4 separate regions of the Homo sapiens genome follow, and all the other regions are linked to region 1. The links are chromatin contacts, found by Hi-C or POLR2A ChIA-PET in ENCODE. All regions are on one chromosome and are shown on one strand. Each heading gives the region's core, a stretch centred on a gene start or an enhancer-like site at or near the end of the contact. The rest is flanking DNA. Distances are from core to core; before and after follow the strand shown.

Region 1 (3,491 bases), core at 321-2,820:
GAGGCCACATTCCCATACCTGGCAGGGTTGCCCCTGAGAGGAGATGGCCCAGGGGCTGATATTCACTAGACACCTCAGGAGACACAGCCACTGTGGGCATCTCATGTCATCCCCAGACAGTTCTGAAACTCAAAACCAGGAAAATAACACAGGGTGGCTGAGGATGCATTGCCCTGTGAAGTTTCCAAAGTGGAACCTCAACCCAAAAACATTCTGATAAGGTGTCTGTGCCTAGGAAAGATTAAAGGGAGATTGGCACAAAGGTTTTTGTTTTTTGGTCTTTTTTTTTTTCATGGTGGAGTGTTGGGATTATTCTCTGCTTTCATCTCCTGTAAAATGTTTGCAAATGAAAAACAATTCTTTTTCTAAAAAGTGCCATCCGCTGCTCTTTGAAATAATGATCAATCAAAATACTGTGTCTGAAATGTACAAAAAAGGACTAATAGTTGATAATGTTGTGAATTAGAGAGGGGAAGTTGGTGTTGAAGAATGTCAGGAAAGAACTGAAAATTTAAAATTCAACTGCAAGTCAGAGTTAGGCTGGGGCAACAGAGTGGTAGCTTTGAGATTCTGTTTGTCACACATTTGGAAAATCCAAGAGAAAACCACTTCTGTGGAGTGTTAAATAAATAGCAGGCAGTTAGACTGAGGTGGCTCTAGTACCCTGAGTTCCTACATTAAAAAAAAAAAAAATCAAAGGCAAATACATTTCTTGTAAATTGCTACCTTAGGGGGAAACAAAATTCAGATTTTTCAGATTTAAGCAACCACAAACCTTCAATTAACTTCTGATTACATAACCAGGCAATGACAACCTGAATAGTCTAAATAAGATGACTACATAACTGGAACGAGTCAGTTACTGAATTCGGTTTGCTTCATCCTGCACTTTATAAAAAACTTTCCTTCAAGCTCTTCGGCTGGACCCCCAACCACAAACCGTGGCTGGGTGCTCTCTGAGCATAAATCACTGTTAACTTCAATAAGTTTTCAACATTTTAAAGGTGACTCCCATAGTTTTTAAACAGGAGAAGGAAAAGACTGAGGACCCCCGGGATCACAGCACTTCCCACGCACAAACCACACACGGGGTCTGGACTCTGCCCTGAGGACGCTTCCATTGTCCCCGCAGTCGGGGCAGACGCAAGAACGCGCGCGGCTCTTCCCAGGGTGGGCTCCGGGCGGGAAGCGGGAGAACGGAACGGGATGCCCGCCCAGGGTCCCGGCTGCTGGCCCACCTCGCATCCTGTGCCCGGAGGTGATCGACGGCCGAGCTGTGCCTGCCGGGGACTCCAGTCCGCAGACTCCGGAGCTGACAGCTGGGAGGCCCCAGTCCCGTCACTGCCGGTTCCGGCCGGTTTCAACCAGCCCTGCCCCCACCTCGGGATGCGCGGCCTGGCACACTCACCATTTTTCGGCTTCCGGGATGTCGTGGAGTCTTAGCTCTGGATCTCACAGCATCTGCAAGTCAGAGGGCAACAGAGGCTGCGACAGTCACCGGGAACTACTAGAGCAGAGGATACTAAGCAATGAAGATGGACCCTGAGCTCTGGCTGGAGCGAGACAAAGGCCCCGCCAGCTCCAGGACACCGCCCCCTCTACCTTGGCTGCGCACCTGATTGGACAGTTCCCACTCTAGCGCCCATGATTGGATACAGTTCCATGCCCCGCCCCCTCAGGTCATGAGTGACAGGAGGCGTGATCTGAGAATGTGTTGAATAAGGCAAGAGTTACAGGTTTTTCCTGAACCCTTTTCTGGCGCGCTTCCTTCCTGAATTGGAAACTGGCCCTTCCTGGGGAACATTTGCATTTAACTTTGTATATAAAGTTATCTTTATTTGTGAATAGTATACATATGTTATTCACAAATGGAAACAATATAATGACAATTATTTTAAAATCTCAGATTTCATCATTTTCCTAGCCTCCAGTCTTTTGAGCAGGCAGCCTAAGATGTCGCAAGGGAGGCAATTCTCTAAGAAATAAACTGTGAAGCACATATGAATTTTACATTTTCTAGTAGCCACATTTTAAAAAAGAAACCAGGCGTGGTAGCCTGTGCCTGTAGTTCTAGCAACTAGGGAGGCTGAGGCGGGAGCATCACTTGAGGCCAGGAGTTTTAAGACCAGCCCGGGCAACATAGCGATGATCCCATCTCTACAAAAAATAATTAAAAATTTAGCCAAGTCTGGTGGTGCACGCCTGCAGTCCTAGCTACTCAGAAGGCTGAGGCGGGAGGATCACTTGACCCTGGGAGACCAAGACTGCAGTGAGCCACGATCACACCATTGCACTACAGCCGGGGTGACAGAGTGAAACCAAGTTTAAAAAAAAAAAGATCTCTGAAGAAGGCATTTTCTCTTTCTGCAATTTAGCCAAGCAGCTGAGTATGTCTTGAAGTCATCTTCTAATTTTTAACAGGGCAAGGATGTTTTCTAAAACCCCAGTCTCCAGAGTTGCCATGGGGCAAATCCCGGCAGCATACATGAAAATCACTCACAGCTAATGCATTCTTCATCAGATCCAGTGCTTCTTACCCCTGGCAAATAAAAATCACCTGCGGGGTTGGGAGCGGTGGTTCACGCCTATAATCTCAGCATTTTGGGAGGCCGAGACGGGCGTATCACCTGAGGTCAGGAGTTCGAGACCAGCCTGGCCAACATGGTGAAACCCCCATCTCTACTAAAAATACAAAAATTAGCCGGGCATGGTGGCACACGCCTGTAATCCCAGCTACTCGGGAGGCTGAGGCAGGAGAATGGCTTGAACGTGGGAGGCGGAGGTTGCAGTGAGTCGAGATCGCGCCATTGCAGAGTGAGACTTCGTGGGGAGGGTGGTGGTGGCGGCGGGGGGTGTGGAGAATGACTGGAGGGGCGGGGCAGGATGTAAACTTAAAATCCCTGAAGCCCAAGTTGCAACAGACCAATTAAATTAGAATCCTTGGAGTTGGATCTGGGCAACAATATGGTTTAAAGCTCTCAGGGTGATTACAGTGTGTAGCCAAGTACCCAAACTACTGCTTTTCACCAACAGCTTTTTCTTTTTTTTTTTTGAGATAGAGTTTTGCTCTTTTTGCCCATCCTGGAGTTCAATGGTGCGGTCTCGGCTCACTGCAACCTCCGCCTCCCGGGTTCAAGCGATTCTCCTGCCTCAGCCTCCCAAGTAGGTGGGATTACAGGCGCTTGCCACCACGCCCGCTAACTTTTTGTATTTTTAGTACAGACAGGGTTTCACCATGTTGGCCAGGATGGTCACGATCTCTCGACCTCGTGATCCACCCGCCTCGGCCTCCCAAAGTGCTGGAATTACAGGTGTGACCTACCGCACCTGGCCTTCATCAACAGTTTTGATGAATTAGTTATAAATGGTTTTTCAAATGCATGTAAAAACGTTTGCTGCTGAGTTGTGACCTTACAATCTTAACTCATTTCCCACTTACTATACTTTGCAGAACCAACCTCTGCTACTCGCTTTGTTCCTGATTGAACCTG
Region 2 (3,491 bases), core at 730-3,229, 980 kb after region 1:
AAGACACAGAGTTTTATTATCCTGTGGCCCCAACATTCTTTCTTCACTGTCTGATCTCTGGAAGAAAAGTGGGCAACAGGTGGCCAGCAGTGGTCTACCTGTGGTTATTTTACTCCTGCTGCCATCTGCTCTTTTTATGGCCACTATCTGTTCCACCCTTAGAACTGAAGAAAGATATTGGTAGGGAGAGACTCTGCCTTCACTTCTGGCAGAAAAGGGATGTTCAGTTCATTCACCCCCCTGACATCAGAGCTGAACTTCAATGTGGCAGCTATTGGCCACGTGTGCCTCCTGAGTGACTGGAATGTGGCTGGTCTGAACTGCGATGTGCTAGAAAGGTAAAATACAGAGTTAGTTTCAAAGATTTAGTTTCAAATGTTTATATACATTATTAATAATTACACATTCCTCACACATTAAAATGATAATATTATGGACATATTGGGTTAAATTGTTACAATCAATTCAACCTGTTCCTTGTTTCTTTTTCAAGTTTGTCTACTAGAAAATTTAAGATTCACATGTGGCTCACATTTTATTTCAGAAGATTACCATCTTTTTAAAATCTGAGGCTGCCTCCTTTAGCCGGGAAGGTCATAAAATCTGAAATTTTAAAATAATTATTGTTACATTCTTTTCATTTTTGAATAGCCACTATATATATATAAATATAAATATATATAAAAATATATAAAAATAAAAATATAAATATATATAAAAACATAAATATATATAAATATAAATATGTATAATATATAAATATATAAAAATATATAAAAATATAAATATAAAAAATATATATAAATATAAATATATAAATATAAATATAAATATATATAAATATATACATATAAATATATAAATATAAATATATAAATATATAAATATAAATATATATAAATATATAAATATATATATATAAATATATAAATATATAAATATATATATATAAATATATAAATATTTATATATAAATATATATAAATATATAAATATATATAAATATATAAATATATATAAATATATATAAATATATAAATATATATAAGTATATAAATATAAATATATATAAATATATAAATATATATATAAATATATATAAATATATAAATATATATAATTATATAAATATAAATATATATAAATATATATAAATGTATATAAATACATAAATAAATATATAAATATATATAAATATATATATAAATAAATATATACAAATATATATAAATAAATATATATAAATATATATAAATAAATATATATAAATATATATAAATAAATATATAAATATATAAATATATAAATAAATACATATATAAATATATAAAATATATATAAATAAATATATAAAAATATATATAAATAAATATATATAAATAAATATATATATATATATATATATATATATTTTAGACAGAGTTGTGCTCTTGTTGCCCAGGCTGGAGTGCAATGGCACAATCTCGGCTCACCGCAACCTCCGCCTCCCAGGTTCAAGCGGTTCTCCTGCCTCAGCCTCCCGAGTACCTGGGATAACACACATGGGCCACCACAACCCGCTAATTTTATATTTTTTATAAAGACTGGGTTTCTCCATGTTGGTCAGGCTGGTCTCTAACTCCCGACCTCAGGTCATCTGCCCGCTTCAGCCTTCCAAAATGTTGGGATTACGGGCGTGAGCCACCGTGACCGGCCCCATATATTATTTATAAATGCATATGACCTTACACACAAGGTTAAATGCAAATAACCTCTGGGGTGGGCCTGGCTCAGCTCAGGGAGGAAGCCCTGTCAGAGAAGGATGCAGCCCAAGCTGTCACTCTTCTTTCAGCCCCGCATCTCATCACATCTTCCGTCAATCATGGCCTGAGGGGGCGGGGATTTAAATGTTATCCAATCAGAGACGCTAGGCAGGGAACCGTCCAATCAGGCACGCAGGTGAAGCGGACAGGGCGGCTTCCGGGTTTGGCGGGGCCTTTGTCCCTCGCTGTGGCCTGAGCTCCAGGTCTCGTCTTCAGCGCTCTGTGTCCTCTGCTCCTAGAGGTCCAGGCTCTGTGGCCCTGTGACCCGCAGGTATTGGGAGATCTACAGCTAAGACGCCAGGAACCCCTGGAAGCCTAGAAATGGTGAGAGTGCCGGGTCCGACATCCCCAGAGAGGGGAGGGGCTGGTTGTAATGGGTGGGAAGTGGCTGTGGCGGGACTCAGGCCTCCCGGCAGTCAGCTGCACAATCTGCGCCCCGAGTTCTTGCCCAGCTGGGCCTCAGTCCCCATCAGCCTTAAGATGGCGGCTGCGCTGACAGGCGGGCCCCAGCACGTCCCGTCTCTTCCTTGCGCAGTGACTGTGCCCTGGCCTGGAGCCCTCTCTGGGCAGCTCTGCATCCGCAGCGCCGCGTCTCTCCCAGACTGTGCAGGGACCACGGGAGGATCGTCACGGGAGAATCGTCACGGGAGAATCCTGACTTGGGGTGCGAGTTCATGAATGGGAAGAACTTTGGTCCTGGGTTCCTAGTTCCTCTTTTCTCCTATTAAAAATGTACAGACCGGGAGGGGTGGCTCACGTCTGTAATCCCAGTACTTTGGGAGGCCGAGGCGGGCGCATCACTAAGTCAGGAGAGTTCAAGACCAGCCTGGCCAGCATAGTGAAACCCCGTCTTTACTAAAAATACAAAAATTTGCCGGGCATGGTGGTACACGCCTGTAGTCCCAGCTACTTGGGAGACTGAGGCAGGAGAATCACTTGAACCTGGGAGGTGGAGATTGCAGTGAGCCGAGATAGCGCCACTGCACTACAGCCTGTGTAACAGAGCAAGACTCCGTCTCGGAAAAAAAAAATGTACAGAAGTCACCACAAAAATATTAAAGAAATTAATCAAAGAGTGATTAAAAAACTGTTGAGCACCCAGCTGTGGTTTGTAATTTGTTGTTCATGGCGGGGCTTGAAGGAAAGACTTTTATAAGGTGCATGATGAAGAAAGCCAAATTCAGTAATTGGTTAGGTACCGTTATGTAGTTTCTTAGTTTGTACAATAAAGGTGAAAATTTTCTGGTTGTGTAATCAGACCTTAATTGGCAGTATACAGTTGATTAAGCCTGAATTTTGTGTCTTTCAATGTAGTAATTTTCAAAACGATGCGCCTGAGTTAGATTTTTTTTTTTTTTTTTTTTTTTTTTTTTTGAGATGGAGTCTCGCTCTTGTCGCCCAGGCTGGAGTGCAGTGGCACAATCTCGGCTCACTACAACTTCTGCCGCTGCCTGTGTTCAAGCTTCTCCTGCCTCAGCCTTTTGAGTAGCTGGAATTACAAGCGCCTGCCACCCTGCCCAGCTAATTTTTGTACTTTTAGTAGAGACGGGGTTTCACCATGTTGGCCTGGCTGGCCTCGAACTCTTGACCTCAGGTGATCCGCCTGCCTTGGCCTCCCAAAATGCTGGGATTACAGGCGTGAGCTATCACGCCCAGCCACGTTAGATCTTTTTAAAAGTAGGAACCCAG
Region 3 (3,491 bases), core at 420-2,919, 880 kb after region 1:
AGCTCAGCTGAGAACAGAAGAATGGCCCCACTGAGCCCAGCCTAAATGGCTGAGCATTTCAATTATGAGCAAATCAGTTTTGGATGGTTCATTATGCTGCCATAGTTAACTAATATGTGCACCCAGTGCAGATAGAATGCCAAGATTTAATAACAGGTTGATTACTAGTTACCTTCTAACATTGGGCACCATAAAAGTACTGATATTTTTCCCGATTTAAAGTTAGATGTCTTGTAAGATAATGTTGAGAAATGCAGAAATATGGCCAGGGGTGGTGGCTTATGCCTATAATCCCAGCACTTTAGGAGGCCAAGGCGGTTGGATCACCTAAGGTCAGGAGTTCAAGACCAGCCTGACCAACATGGAGAAATCCCGTCTCTACTAAAAGTACAAAAAATTAGCCGGGCGTGGTAGTGCATGCCTGTAATCCCAGCTACTCGGGAGGCTGAGGTAGGAGAATTGCTTGAACCCAGGAGGCAGAGGTTGCAGTGAGCCAAGACCACACCATTGCGCTTTAGCCTGGGCAACAAGAGTGAAACTCCATCTCAAAAAAAAGAAATGCCGAAATACATGTGGACATGTATGCATGTGATTGTGCTTATATTCACTCAGTTTCCCACACCACAGAAGAAAACAGGTAACCACAGCCTGAACATTAGAGTCGAGGTCAAATAGCAAAATAAGTTTGCCTTTAATCTATTTTCTTCCTATGTAAACATTAAAGGTCAAGACTGTGAACAGATCTGAAGACATAGTTTTTTTTCTCCTGTGGCCCATCATCCTTTGCTCACTGTCTGATCTCTGAAAGAAAGATGGGCAACAGGTGGTAAGCAGTGGTTTACCTGTGATTTATTCCTGCTGCCATCAGCTTTTTCTATAGCCACTATTTGTTTCACCCTCGGAACTGAAAAGAGACGTTGATAAATAGAGGCTGTCCCCTCACCTGTGGCAGAAAAGGGGTGTTCAGGCCCTCCACCCCCACTGACATCACAGCTGTACTTCAATGTGGCAGCTATTGGCCATGTGTGGCTCCTGGGTGCCTGGAATGTGGCTGGTCTGAACTGCGATGTGCTAGAAAGGTAAAATACAGAATTAGTTTCAAAGATTTTGTTTCAAATGTATTTATATTTCATTAATAATTACATATTGCTCACATATTAAAATGAAAATATTTTGAATATATTGGGTTAAATAAATTGCTACAATCAATTCCACTTGTTTCTTCTTTCTTTTTAAAGTTTGGCTACTAGAAAATTTAAAATTCACCTGTGACTCACATTTTATTTCAGAGGATTGCCTGTTCAAAGGACCAGAATACAGGAAGGTCATAAAATCTAAAATTTTAGAACAATTGTTGTTATACTTTGTTCATTTGTGAATAGCCATATAATATATTATTTTTGAATGCATATAAATTGATACACAAGGTAAGGGCAAATACTCTCTGGTGTGAGCCTGGCTCAGCTCAGGAAGGAAGCCCTGTCTGAAAAGGCTGCAGCCTAGGCTGTCACTCGCTCTTCTTTCAGCCCAGCATCTGATCACATCTTCTGTCACTCAGGGCCTGAAAAGAAGGTGCCTTAAATATCATCCAATCAGAGACGCTGGGCTGGGAACCGTCCAATCAGGAACGCAGCTGGTGCGGATAGGGCGGCTTCCGGGATGTGGCGGGGCCTTTGTCTCTCGCTGCAGCCTGAGCTCTAGGTCTTGTTTTCCCTGCTTTGTGTTTTCTGCTCGTGGACGCCCAGCCTCTGTGGCCCTGTGGCCTGCAGGTATTGGGAGATCCACAGCTAAGACGCCGGGACCCCCTGGAAGCCTAGAAATGGTGAGAGTGCCAGGTCCGCCATCCCGAGGGGGAAAGGGGTTGGTTGAAACCGGTGGGAAGCGGCTGTGGCGGGACTCAGGCCTCCCTGTAGTCAGCTCCACAATCTGCGCTCCAGTTCTTTTTGCCCAGCTCGGCCCCAGTTCCTCCAGCCATAAGATGGCGGCTGCGCTGACAGCCGGCCCGGGCGTCCTGTCTCTTCCCTGCGCAGTGACTGTGCCCTGGACTGGAGCCCTCTCTGGGCAGCTCTGCATTCGCAGCACCGCGTCTCTCCCAGATTGAGCAGGGACCACGGGAGGGTTGTCAGGGGAGAATCCTGACTCGGGGTGCGGGTTCATGAAAGAGCTTTGGGCTGTGGGGTTCCCAGTTCCTCTTTTTTTCTGTTAAAAATGTATGGGGGGACGGGCGTGGTGGCTCACGCCTGTAATTTCAGCACTTTGGGAAGCCGAGGCGGGCGGATCATCTGAGGTCAGGAGTTCAAGACCATCCTGGCCAACATGGTGAAACCCCGTCTCAATTTTTAAAAATACAAAAATTAGCCGGGCGTCGTGGCGCGCGCCTGCAATCCCAGCTACTCAGGAGTTTGAGGCAGGAGAATCGCTTGAACCCGGGAGGCGGAGGTTGCAGTGAGCCTACATCGCGCCACTGCACTCCAGCCTGGGCAATAAGAGTGAAACTCCGTCTCAAAAAAAAAAAAAAAAGATGTATAGGAGTCACCGCAAAAATATTAAAGAACTTAAAAAGTGGTTCAAGTATTGTAGAGCACTCAGCTATGGTTTGTAGTTTGTGGTCCATGGGAGGAGCTTGAATAAAAGACTTTTATAAGGTGCATGATAAAAAAATCAAATTAGTAATTGGTTAGGTACAGTTATATAGTCTCTTAATTTGTACGATCGTGTTGGCAATTTTCTGGTTATGTGATCAGAATTTAATTGGCAGTTTATAGTTGGTTAAGCCTGAATTTTGTTTTCCCCGATGTGGTAATTTACTAAAAAATGAAATTTTAGTTAGATTTTTTTAAAAAGGAGGACCCCAGGGACTAGAGCCACCTCAGTCTAATTGCCTGCCACTGAATCATTTTCACAGTCCACAGGGGACTTCTTTTCCCCTGCATTTTTCACATATGTCTCAAGCAGGGTCTCAAGTCTACTTCTTACTCCCTGTTCTTCCAGATTAACTCTGATTTACAGTAAAATACTAAATTTCCAGTGTCATTGACATTCCCAAATGCCACCTTCCCCTCTCTGATACACATTATCAATTATTTGTCCTTTATTGTACATTTTATATTTCAATTAATAATTCTTCCACAAAACATTGGATGGCACTATTTAAAAAATTGTCTTCTGTTTGTAAATATTTCCCATGAGAAGAAAGTGAATAATAATCCCTGACACCATATTGTAAAAAAATCTCTGTGTCTCTTTTCCTTTTATCTTCCCTAGGCACAGAGTTCTTATCAGAATATTGGTGGGTCAAGGTTTCCGTTTGGAGACTTTATGGTGTGATGGGTCATCAGCCACTCTTCAGTTTTTTCCTGGTCCTGGGTTTTCAGTACTGTATGGGGATAAACCAGGATGCCCACCATTGTGGCTATGTTGGCTAGAGTGTCTAGTGAATATCAGCTCCTGGGTCATTTTCTCTCATAGGACAACCTGAGGTATGAAGTGTA
Region 4 (3,491 bases), core at 511-3,010, 520 kb before region 1:
AAGGGAGGGAAGCGGAAGGGAAAAAGCGCATGTGCAGCAGCACGCGGCAGCTTCGCATATTCCCTCGAAGCGCGCCTCTTGCGCGTGCGCCGCCCTGGCCCAGTGCCCTTGGCTGCAGGAATGGCTGGAACCACCCGGCTTCTAGCCGGAGTCCCCGGCGCGCAGCCAGCAGTTGCGCGCTACCTGGCCCGCGGAGGGCCTGGCGGACGGGCTGAACTGCAGCAGCTCGGCGATCAGGGCCTTGCAGCGCTCGGACAGCTCGAGGCCTTCGGGATAGAGCACGCCGCGTTTCTGGCGCCGGGGCAGGCCGGCGATGTCCGAGTCGTCGAAGGGCATGCACCCGGTGACCATGACGTAGAGCACGACGCCCATGCTCCACACATCGTACTTCTTGGGGTCGTAGGGGATGCCCAGGAGCACCTCGGGTGACGCGTAGGCGGCTGAGCCGCAGTAGGTGGTGCTCAGGTCTGGGTAGCCATGGGCCTGGCGGCCGAAGCCGAAGTCGGTGAGCTTGACGCGGCGCTCGTCCGGGCTCAGCAGCACGTTTTCGCACTTGAGGTCGCGGTGCACCAGGTGATGATCGTGCAGGTAGCGCACGGCGCCGGCGATCTGCGCAAAGAGGTCGCGCGCCTGAACTCCGGGGATGCGCCCGTTGCGCTGCACGGCTTGCAGCAGGTCGGTGGCGGCCGCTTCCATCACGATGTACAGTTTCCCGTTGCACACCTCGATGAACTCGAAGACGTGCACGATGTGCGGGTGTCGCACGCCCCGCAGGATGGACAGCTCTCGCGGCAGGAACTTGTTGACGAAGTCCGGGGGCGCTCGCCGCCGGTCCACCACCTTGATGGCCACGGTACCCTTGTACTTCTTGGATGTGGCCACCTTCACCTTGGAGTAGCTGCCCTCTCCAATTGTGCGGCCCAGCTTATAACCGAGTTCGCTCAGAAGTTTGTCTCCCGACATGGTGGCGCCTAGGGCGCACGGGGGGCAGGAGGCGGCTGCTGTCGGGGGGCGGCCGGACTCCAATCTCGGGTCTAAGCCATGGCGCTTGGCACCTACACCCCCGCACCCCCATGTGCCCACTGCCAGACATTGGCCGCTGTTGTGCCTTTTATTGCCCCGTAACAATTTTTGCCTTGTGAAGTGACTGCGGGCGTCACTCCGCCTTAGGGTGGGGGTCCGGGACCCCGCCCCGGGGCCACCCTAGCCTCCCTGCTTTGTGACTCATAATCATCCTGAATGGTCAGTTTCCGATGAGAGGCCACTAGCAAGGGATACCCATCACCACCAGGGAGCAGAATCCGTTCCAGGGATTGGGGTGAGTCCGACTTCGAGCAGCAGCTGCCCCCCAACATCATGTACCCAGCCCGTGACTACGTGGAGCCCTGGGCTTCGCGTAGAGTCCCTAGACGGGGCGAAAACGGGAAAAGGGGCCTTAACTGGGGCACCTGGCTCCTTTGAGAGCTCGGAGTTTCTGACTGGCCTGCGCAACACCCCAGAGGCAAGGTGAACGCGAGGGCCTATAATGCAAGAACCAAGGCGAGTCACGCCCTGTCTGGGCAAAAGAGGAGTAAAGACCCCTCAGCTGCAGCCCGGCAGCGCATTCCTACCCAGGGTCCGCCGCCAGAGCTTTCCCGCGCGGTCGGATAGTTACACTACTGTCCGGGACTTCCTAGCCGTGCCGCGGACCATCTCAAGTGCTTCCGCCACACTCATCATGGCGGTGGCAGTAAGTCACTTCCGCCCGGGACCGGAAGTGTGGGATACTGCGAGTATGGCGGCGTCAAAGGTGAAGCAGGACATGCCTCCGCCGGGGGGCTATGGGCCCATCGACTACAAACGGAACTTGCCGCGTCGAGGACTGTCGGGTCAGTATCACTCTGCGCCGGGGTCTCAGAGTCTGGGCACTCGGGGCTCGGGGGCGGGGTTCCGGGGACACAGGCGGGCCTCAGTTTTCCCGGCGGTGTGACCGGAGGCGGAGCCCGGGGATCCATCATAGCTTCTGTAATAACGCTAAGTGCTGCAGTTTGTTGAGGTCTTTCCCAGCTCCTCTTCCTTCTCGTAACAGCCCAGGAAATCGGTCCCTCTAGTTATTTACGTTTTACAGTGGGTTAAACTGAGTCATAGCCTGTGCTCTGGCCCTCAGCCACCCTTGGATTTCTAAGATGGGGAAACTGAGGCCCAAAGAAGGCCGCGGCTCCCCAAGGCAAAGCTGAGGCCGCAACCCGGAACCTGGAGGGAATTTACAAGATGTTCTATGCAGTGGTTCCCTGCTGGCAGCCCCCGCCTGCATGGTGTCACAGGAATCCATATTCTTTAAATTTTCAATTTTTTTTTTTTGAGACGGAGTTTTGCTCTTGTTGCCCAGGCTGGAGTGCAATGGCGCCATCTCGGCTCACCGCAACCTCCGCCTCCTGGGTTCAAGCGATTCTCTTGCCTCAGCCTCCTGAGTAGCTGGGATTACAGGCATGTGCCACAACGCCTGGCTAACTTTGTGTTTTTAGTAGAGACGGGGTTTCTCCATGTTGGTCAGGGTGGTCTCGAACTCCCAACCTCGGATGATCCGCCCACCTCGGCCTCCCAAAGTGCTGGGATTACAGGCGTGAGCCACCATGCCCGGCGTAAAGTTTTCAAATGTTTAAGTAACACGTTAAATTTTGTTATCGGGCTCAGCACAGAAAATTGAAAAAGAGAACTTAAAAGGCGCCCATACTCAGTCCCCAGGTTAACAGACAAATAGAAACTTTTAAACGTAATCTAAGAGTGAATACATACATTTCTTTTTTTTTTTTTAAGACGGTATGGTTCTGTTGCCTGGGCTGGAGTGATTTCTTGGCAACCTCCGCCTCCTGGGCTCAAGCCATCCTCCCACCCCAGCCTCCTGAGAAGCTGGGATTACAAGCATGCGCCCAGCTTTCTGTATTTTCTATAGAGATGGGATCTCGCCATCTTGCCCAGGCTGGTCTCGAAGTCCTGGGCTCAAGTGATCCACCCACCTCGGCTTCCCAAAGTGATGGGACTATCGGCATGAGCTACCGTGCTCGGCAGAATGCATGTCTCTTAACAAATCAAACTTTACATTTAAATTACATGTTATGCACATTATTCCTCAATTTTAACACACACACAAAAATGAGCATGGTAATTAAAAACGTAATAATTCAGACAGTAGAAAAATCAGTGTGAGGTGAAAAGTCCTCCCCAGCCCCTTCTTGGTTTTTTTATTTTTTATTTCTACTTTTTGTAGAGACAGGGTGCAGCTATGTTGACCAGGCTGGTCTCAAACTCCTGGGCTCAAGTGATCCTCCAGCCTCAGCCTCCCAAAGTGCTGGAATTACAGGCATGAGCCACCGCGGCCAACCTCCTCTTGTTTTTCTTGTATCCCAGAACTGAGATTGGCAGACTTTTTCTATAAAAGGGACAGATGACAAGTATTTTGGGTTTGGCTGGCCAGAAAGTTTCAGTTACTGAGACAACCATTTACAAATGGA

Evidence for each region. Hi-C counts contacts between places; a loop is a spot of excess contacts on that map. ChIA-PET counts read pairs that join two places held with the same protein, here RNA polymerase II (POLR2A). Pooled maps may share reads with other maps.
Region 2: a map of CD8-positive, alpha-beta T cell shows a loop between it and region 1 (20-fold over the local background). The contact joins the promoter of ZNF430 here to the promoter of ZNF682 in region 1. A Hi-C loop is called at or near these places in 2 of 168 maps with a recorded cell type or tissue (CD8-positive, alpha-beta T cell and naive thymus-derived CD4-positive, alpha-beta T cell) and 11 of 50 pooled maps. POLR2A ChIA-PET finds 5 or more read pairs at or near these places in 1 of 52 experiments (CD4-positive, alpha-beta T cell).
Region 3: a map of CD8-positive, alpha-beta T cell shows a loop between it and region 1 (7-fold over the local background). The contact joins the promoter of ZNF85 here to the promoter of ZNF682 in region 1. A Hi-C loop is called at or near these places in 2 of 168 maps with a recorded cell type or tissue (CD4-positive, alpha-beta memory T cell and CD8-positive, alpha-beta T cell), 1 of 37 single-sample maps with no recorded cell type and 11 of 50 pooled maps. POLR2A ChIA-PET finds 5 or more read pairs at or near these places in 2 of 52 experiments (HEK293 and activated CD4-positive, alpha-beta T cell).
Region 4: a loop to region 1 is called in a pooled map, with 9 times the contacts of the local background. The contact joins the promoter of NDUFA13 here to the promoter of ZNF682 in region 1. A Hi-C loop is called at or near these places in 9 of 50 pooled maps.

What each region holds. Positions count from the first base shown.
Region 1 is chr19:20,037,935-20,041,425 of GRCh38, forward strand. ZNF682 (zinc finger protein 682) reads right to left here and starts at 1,571. Exons shown (of 4, transcript NM_033196.3): 1 at 1,409-1,571. The coding sequence starts at 1,411. RefSeq lists an enhancer at 1,341-1,917.
Region 2 is chr19:21,018,678-21,022,168 of GRCh38, forward strand. It overlaps ZNF430 (zinc finger protein 430), which reads left to right and starts at 1,980. Exons shown (of 5, transcript NM_025189.4): 1 at 1,980-2,126. The coding sequence starts at 2,124. RefSeq lists enhancers at 1,670-2,263, 2,264-2,855.
Region 3 is chr19:20,921,582-20,925,072 of GRCh38, forward strand. It overlaps ZNF85 (zinc finger protein 85), which reads left to right and starts at 1,670. Exons shown (of 4, transcript NM_003429.5): 1 at 1,670-1,822. The coding sequence starts at 1,820.
Region 4 is chr19:19,514,465-19,517,955 of GRCh38, forward strand. NDUFA13 (NADH:ubiquinone oxidoreductase subunit A13) reads left to right here and starts at 1,761. Exons shown (of 5, transcript NM_015965.7): 1 at 1,761-1,868. The coding sequence starts at 1,775. TSSK6 (testis specific serine kinase 6) reads right to left here and starts at 1,084. Exons shown (of 1, transcript NM_032037.4): 1 at 1-1,084. The coding sequence starts at 963. The coding sequence ends at 142. RefSeq lists a silencer at 1,330-1,449 and an enhancer at 1,660-1,939.